3 separate regions of the Mus musculus genome follow, and regions 1 and 3 are each linked to region 2. Evidence: chromatin loops called from intact Hi-C (ENCODE). Cell type or tissue: left cerebral cortex. All regions are shown on one strand.

Region 1 (2,500 bases), 86 kb before region 2:
GAGCTGGCTCAGCAGCTAAGAGCACTGGCTGCTCTTGCAAAAAAAAAGCCAGATTCTATTCCCAGCACCAACATGGCAGCCTACGGTTGTCTGTAGTTCCAGCTCTAGAGGACCCAACACCCTATTCTGCATATGGTACACTGATGTACATACATGCAAAACACTCATAAACATAGGATTTTGTAATAGTTAAAAAATAATAATTGATCCGGGCGTGGTGGCGCACACCTTTAATCCCAGCACTTGGGAGGCAGAGGCAGGCGGATTTCTGAGTTCGAGGCCAGCCTGGTCTACAAAGTGAGTTCCAGGACAGCCAGGGCTATACAGAGAAACCCTGTCTCAGATGATAATAATAATAATAATAATAATAATAATAATAAATTTGTTGATATATGTGTGTATTTGTATATGTATATGATGTATGTATATGTTTATTTTATGTGTATTGAATGTGCATATGTGAGTGGAGGTGGGTGCATGTGCATTGTATGTGTATGTGTATATGTACCAATATAAAGCAAGCAGCAGCAGCTACCCGAGTCTGGTGGCACTCTTTTGCAATTCCAGCATTTGGGAGACTGGGTTAGAAGAATGATGAGTTCAGAACCAGCCTGAGTTATGTAGTGAGACTCTGGAGAGAGACGGGGGAAGAGCAGAAAGAGAGGAGAACGGAGGAGAGAATGGATTCCATGGCAGATGTACCAGAATCCCATCCATGGTTGAGAAGCATAAGAAGACAGAGTGACAGTCCCTCTTCTCTTCCCAGGTGCTTTGCACACCAAGGAACCTCTCCTGATCACCAAACACGGGATCCTCCAAGGAAAGCAAGTGCATGTGGGAGACACACCCATCCAAGTCTTCCTGGGGATCCCCTTCTCTAAACCTCCGGTGGGCACCCGCAGGTTTGCTCCTCCAGAGCCCCCGCTACCCTGGAACGGCATCAGAGATGCCACCACCTACCCACCTTCGTAAGTGCCAGAGGACTGTGGGCTGGTAGCTGAGCAAGCCTGAAAGGTAGAGCGGACCAGTGCCTAGAGTATCTCACTAGAAACACCCTGTGACTATAGCAAACCTGGAACCTATTCTTGGCTTCGGTTTCCAAACCTCTGCGCTGAGATTAGACCAAATGGCGTTTAATCTACGATTAATGGAATGATCGTAGTGTTCAAGTTCAAGTGAGGGAAATCTAGACAAGCGAGATGTGGTAACTGGCTATGCCACAGGACCTTCTGGGAAGCTGAATTTCCCAAATGTACCCCACCACCAGTTCTCATCCACAACCCACATCTATGGATGATGGATGAGGGACGGGCTCCAGCTTCGTAACAAACCCACATGGTACTACCAGACACTCCCTGCAGAGGGCGCTCCAAGGTGAGCACTTCAAGGGCTATTTCAGCTTTGACATTCCATTGTCTTGCTACTGCCTCCAGCCTTCACATAGCAAGACTTGAACAAGGATTGCCCTTTCCGTAGGCTTGGCAGTTCAGCCAAAACAAATATATTTACTGTTTATTCAGGCTACTGAATAATCAGCTGTCCAGAACATTGTGTGGCAATCATTAGCAATGTTCAGTATCAGTGGGTTAAAGCACAGGGTTTAGAATCTGAGTGTCAGGTGGTATTTTAAAAAGAAAAAAGTCCTATAACTTCCACTTCAATGCCTATTTTTAGGAAGAGTTCCACTTTTAGGACATGATCAACTAGAGAACAAGGGTGGTTTTGCTTTATGCCAACCATGGGTGAGGTACAGGCTCAATTTCAAGCAATATATACTGGGGCTTGAATATATAGTATATAGTATATAGTGTATAGTATATAGTATATAGTATATAGTATATAGTATATAGTATATAGTGTATAGTGTATAGTGTATAGTGTATAGTGTATAGTGTATAGTATATAGTATATAGTATATAGTATATAGTATATAGTATATAGTATATAGTATATAGTATATAGTATATAGTATATAGTATATAGTATATAGTATATAGTATATAGTATATGTTGTGTGCTATATGTTATGTGTTGTATGTTGTGTGTTATATATTTTATGTTGTGTATTATATTACACATATACATAAAATAATATATATTATATATTATATATATATAATATATATATTATACTATGAATATAATACATGTTATACACATAAACTCAAGCCCCAGGCATTCTGATCCTCCTCTAGCTATTGTTTGGAATCCCCGTCATCAGAACATGGAGTTACCATTGTTTGGAACTTGAAGATTGGGGTTTGGAAGTGAGGGTGCCCAGGTGCCCATTGTATACACTTTTGGGTGTCAGTCATTGAAACTCACTACAAACTGTCAGAACAAGGGATGTTTGTATCTTGGAGATCAAAGACAGAGCTATGGAGCCAGGCACAATGGCACATGCCTGTTATACTAGCACTTGAGAGGTAGAGGCAGAAGAGTTAAGAGTTCAAGGCCAATCCTAGATTATAGAAGACCCTGTCTAGAAATGGAGGGAGGG
Region 2 (2,500 bases):
AAGGCATCCTCTGGAATTAAGCTTCTTCGCTAATATTCATTGAGTGGTTTGTTTGTTTGTTTGTTTGTTTGTTTGTTTGTTTGTTCATGACTTTGTTTTTGTTTTGAGACAGGATCTCTAGGTAGCCTTGGATCTCCTGAAACTCACTATGTAGATCAGGCTAGCCTGGAATTTGCTTCTGTTGCTTCTGCCAATAGCTTTTCGGCTATTCAAAGCTTCTTATTTTGTTTTGTTTGTTTGTTTTGTTTTTGTTTATGGAGACAGGGTTTCTCTGTATAACCTGGCTTTCCTGGAACTCACTTTGTAGACCAGACAGGCCTCAAACTCAGAAATCTGCCTGCCTCTTCCTCCCGAGTGCTGGGATTAAAGGAGTGCACCGCCATACCCAGCTCAAAGCTTCTTTTACTTAGGACAAAATTTGAATGGGTCACATTTAAATAAGCAAAGATAACATCCTGAATTCACAGAAATCACTACACACTACACCAACTGGGAGTCTCCTAGGAGTTGCTTCAATATTATTCCCAGTTTTGTGGCTTATCCAAACTTTAAAAATCGTTTTTCTTCCTATTTAGAAGCCTGGGACTTTGTCTTTCTTTTCCTGAGATTCCGCTCAGCCTACCGCATCCCTATTCAGAACCCAGACCCTTTCCCCTCCTCATAAATAAAAGCTAGTGTTTGGTGCTTGCTTGCTTGGTTATTGTTAGCATATAACTATTCCTACTCTGCTTTGCATTAGAATTCAATTTAGAAAGTTGGTGGGGGAAGGGTCCACCTTCTTTTGTTTTGTTTTGAGCCAGCGTCTACTTTATCTCAAGTTGGCCTTGAACTCATTTTGTAGCCCAGCATGGCCTTGAACGTTTTTTTTTTTAAGTTATGCTTGTTTTTATGTGTATGGGTACACCACAGCTGTCTTCAGACACCCCAGAAGAGGGCATCAGATCCCATTACAGATGGTTGTGAGCCACCATGTCGTTGCTGGGAATTGAACTCAGGACCTCTGGAAGAGCACTGACTTCTCTAAACAGCTGAGCCATCTCTCCAGCCCGACCTTGAACTTCTTTTTTTGTTTGTTTGTTTTTTGTTTTTTGTTTTTCGAGACAGGGTTTCTCTGTATAGCCCTGGCTGTCCTGAGCTCACTTTGTAGACCAGGCTGGCCTAACCTTGAACTTCTTTACTGCCTCACTCCCAACTGCTGGGATTCCAAGCAGGCACAAATCAGCACACCCAGCCTCTAAACATAGCTAGCTACACACGTCAGCGTTTCTGCAGCCACTTTCCCACTGGACAGACAGCCCAGTGACCCAGTTGTTTTGGCGTGCAGCAATGCTTCTCAAAGACGTTCTACTATTTTTATTTTATTTTGTTTAATCCCATAGCACTGACTTGAAATTTTGTGACGTATCCACTGTTAGGCTTCTTTATAGCCAGTTTGAGTATTTAGTCTGTCACTTAGTTCCCTGCTAAATACTACCCTTAGGAAACATAATGGGAATCGAGCTTTGCTGCCTAGGATCAAGGAAGCTTGGGTAAAGTCTTTACCCTCCTTGTGCCTCATTTATTCGTCTATAAAATGAGACTGAGGGTGTGAGGTCTTGTCATCAAAAGAGGCCTCAGCTGCCTTTTAATTTTAGGGTGCCCTAGAGCAAGCAAGCCGAAAATTCTGGCTGAATAACTAGAGGAGCCCCTCTTCTACTCACTGGAAACGGAGGCACAGAACACTTAAGAGCTTTAGTCACTACCATAAAGCATTGGCAAGCAGCAATGGTGACTCCAGGCGGAGCTGCAGGAGGCAGCCTCTGTGCTTAGAAAGTATTCCCTAGGTTGAGCATTTCTGGAAATGAGACCTGGCCCGGAACTCTTCAGCCTTCTAACTCAAATCCTCTCGCTCTAACCCTTGCCAACGGACTCATACATCCTCGACTCTGAGGTGGACCCTGCTCAGAGACCACTGGGTCCAAGGAGAGTAGGTTTCTGAACAATTTAGGCAGTGGCAGCCAGCGTCAGTACGTGACAAGCTTGATAATGGTCCGCGGGGCCGTGAGTCTCTGGGACTGGGTCCTTCCTGTCCGTTTTGTTCCTAGTGCAGATTAGTGGGACAAGTGTGCAGACGGAAGACTTTATTTTTGTGTGACATGTTTCCCGCCTTGTGCCTTTTCTTGCGTAGGCATATATGGTGCGCTGTGCAGTTTCAGGACCTCTGGAATGTGGCCCCTAAGTTCTAAAGCAGCTGCTCTTCCCTCCAGCTCTACCCGCGCGGGTCTGGCCTCTGATCCAGAGTTTGCGCGTGCGCGACTCCGCCTCAAGCCCCGCCTTCATGATTTAGCCCCGCCTTTGCCACGCTTTACGGCCCGGCACGCCACTTTTGCTGCAGTTGCTCTGGGCGCTGCTGTTGCTACAGCCTCTCCTGCCGGGGCTGCTGCCCGGGAGGTTGAAGGGAGGTGAAGTGTGTTGTTGTGTTCGTGCTGCCGTCGCCGCCCGGAACCGAGTGGAGAGCCGG
Region 3 (2,500 bases), 570 kb before region 2:
AGATCTTTTATTGTTGAGAATTGGTTTCCCTATCCTGGGTTTTTTGTTACTCCAGACGAATTTGAGAATTGCTCTTTCTATTTCTGTGATGAATTGAGTTGGAATTTTGATGGGGATTGCATTGAATCTGTAGATTGCTTTTGGTAAGATTTTTTACTATGTTAATCCTACCAATCCATGAACATGGCAGATCTTTCCATCTCCTGAAGTCATCTTTGATTTCTTTCTTCAGAGACTTAAAGTTCTTGCTATACAGATCTTTCACTTGTTTGGTTAGAGTCACACCAAGATATTTTATATTATTTGTGACTATTGAGAAGGGTGTTGTTTCCCTATATTCTTCTCAGTCCATTTATCCTTTGTGTAGAGGAAGGCTACTGATATGTTTGAGTTAATTTTATATCCAGCCACTTTGCTGAAGTTGTTTATCATGAGTAAGAGTTCTCTGGTAAAATTTTTGGGGTTGCTTATGTATACTATCATATCATCCACAAATAGTGATACTTTGATGTCTCAGTCTGGGTTTGTATTCCTTCACACAAAACATCATGACAAAGAAGCAAGTTGGGGAGGAAAGGGTTTATTCAGCTTACACTTACACACTGCTGTTCATCACCAATGTAAGTCAGGACACAAACTCACACAGGGCAGGAACTCTCAGGTAGGAGCTGATGCAGAGGCCATGAAGGGGGTGCTGCTTAATGGATTGCTTCCCCTGGCTTGCTCAGCTTGCTTTCTTATAGAACCCAAGACTACCAGCCCAGAGATGGCACCACCCACAATGGGCCCTTCCCCAGGGACCACTAACTGAGAAAAAGCCTTACAGCTGGATCTCATGGAGGCATTTCCTTAAAGGAGACTCCTTTCCCTGTGATGATAACTCCAGCTTGTGTCAAGTTGACACACAAAACCAGCCAGTACACTTGACTTTTTCCTTTCCAGTTTGTATCGCTTTGACTTCCTCTTGTTGTCTAATTGGTCTAGCTAGAACTTTGAGCACTATATTGAATAACTAGGGAGAAAGTGGCAGCCTTGTCTTATCCCTGATTTTAGTGGGATTGCTTCAAGTTTCTCACCATTTAATTTGATGTTGGCCGTTGGTTTGCTGTATATTGCTTTTGTTATGCTTAGGTATTTGCCTTGAATTCCTGATCTTTCCAAGACTTTTAATACAAAGGGTTTTTCATTCACGGAGTTGAAGACTAACCATAGGACATCATGAAGCAAGGATTCTTGCATTACTCACCTTGGACACTAGAGGGCAGACAAAGATAAAGTTCCACAAGGGTTTAGGTGCTAGCCAACCTTTGAGCACAGGGAGATGACGATCACCTGATGCCCCTGCTGGAGCCTGAATGCGTTGCTGGTTGCAAGCACATTTCAGCAGATGAACAGGACACTTCATCAAGAGTTTCAGCAGGCACCCTTTAGATCTCAGTAATTGGCTTATTTTTGTAGATCTTTAATGTCAAATGATAAGTATGCATTCAAATTCACCCACTTACCTTCATAGCTTAGTAGATTGGAATAAAAAATGATGCCTGAAACCACATCCACTCCAAATAGAGAGAACATTTGTTATTTTCTGCATAAAAAAAGTTGTTTCTCTGTGCTCTTTTCCATTAAGCATTGACCTGAGCCCTGTTCCCAGGCAACCAACTAACTACTTTCTGGAGCTAAAGTTTAGAAATGGAATATAGTTCAGAAACACCAGAGCTTTGACTCCTCTATCACAGAAAAGAATCACATGTGGAAGGTTCTGTCCCTGAGCACAATGCCTTTGAGATTCAAATGTCATTGCCCTTTGGTTTCGAGTGAACACACTGCCCTGTTACCCACTCATCTGTTGGTATGCATCTGAGCGACTTCTGGTTTGGGCTATTTCAGACAAGACATGGAGCTGGGAGAGGTGGTGCAGGCCTTTAATCCCAGCACTGAGGAGGCAGAGGCAGTCAGATCTGTGAGTCTGGGCTAGCCTGATCTACATAGTGAGTTCCCAGACAGCCAGGGCTATGTTAAAGAGACTCTGCCTCAAAACAAAATAAAACAAAACAAACATAAACAGGTAAACAGGATCCCTAACGGTGTAATCACATTCACTTGTTTCTTCAGGTTAACGTCCAGAGAGTAGAACTGTTAAGTCATAGGGCACACATCTTTAACTTTCAGAGAAAATGCCAGTTTGCCTCCTACCCCATGCACCACGTGATTATTTTAGCTCTCCTCTAGCCATTGTGTGTCTGTATCAGTTGTTCCAAGTCTTTGCCAAAGCTTTTGGTTATGGGTCTTAAATCTGATTATATCGAATGGGAGTGTAGTAGTTATGCCATTTCAGATGCTTCCCTGATCTACACACACACACACACACACACACACACACACACACACACACATTCTCACACACACAACATACACATTCACACACACACACACACACACACACATTCTCACACACACAACATACACATTCACACACATATACTCACACACATGTACTCAC

What was found. Hi-C counts contacts between places; a loop is a spot of excess contacts. Peaks named below come from ENCODE experiments on the same cell type or tissue, not always from the same donor. Only the 100,000 strongest peaks of a DNase experiment are listed, where the experiment ranks them.
Region 1: it touches region 2 in a loop (3-fold over the local background); 21 of 42 quality-filtered maps call a loop at or near these places.
Region 3: a loop joins it to region 2, with 4 times the contacts of the local background. A loop is called at or near these places in 12 of 42 quality-filtered maps.

The regions. Positions count from the first base shown.
Region 1 is chr8:105,137,206-105,139,705 of GRCm38, forward strand. It overlaps Ces4a (carboxylesterase 4A), which reads left to right. Exons shown (of 14, transcript NM_146213.2): 2 at 767-968. Among named protein-coding and RNA genes, the nearest start is that of Ces4a, 6.7 kb to the left of the region's middle. In left cerebral cortex, a CTCF peak has its summit at 1,365 (motif pointing right); a DNase peak (open chromatin) is centred at 1,372.
Region 2 is chr8:105,222,815-105,225,314 of GRCm38, forward strand. D230025D16Rik (RIKEN cDNA D230025D16 gene) reads left to right here and starts at 2,373. Exons shown (of 16, transcript NM_145604.3): 1 at 2,373-2,500. In left cerebral cortex, no CTCF peak of the experiment used is centred here; DNase peaks (open chromatin) are centred at 1,274 and 2,325; H3K4me3 peaks cover 895 bases; H3K27ac peaks cover 981 bases.
Region 3 is chr8:104,653,884-104,656,383 of GRCm38, forward strand. The region is part of intron 1 of 1700082M22Rik (a long non-coding RNA gene); the gene reads left to right. Among named protein-coding and RNA genes, the nearest start is that of 1700082M22Rik, 13 kb to the left of the region's middle. In left cerebral cortex, a CTCF peak has its summit at 1,279 (motif pointing right); a DNase peak (open chromatin) is centred at 1,275.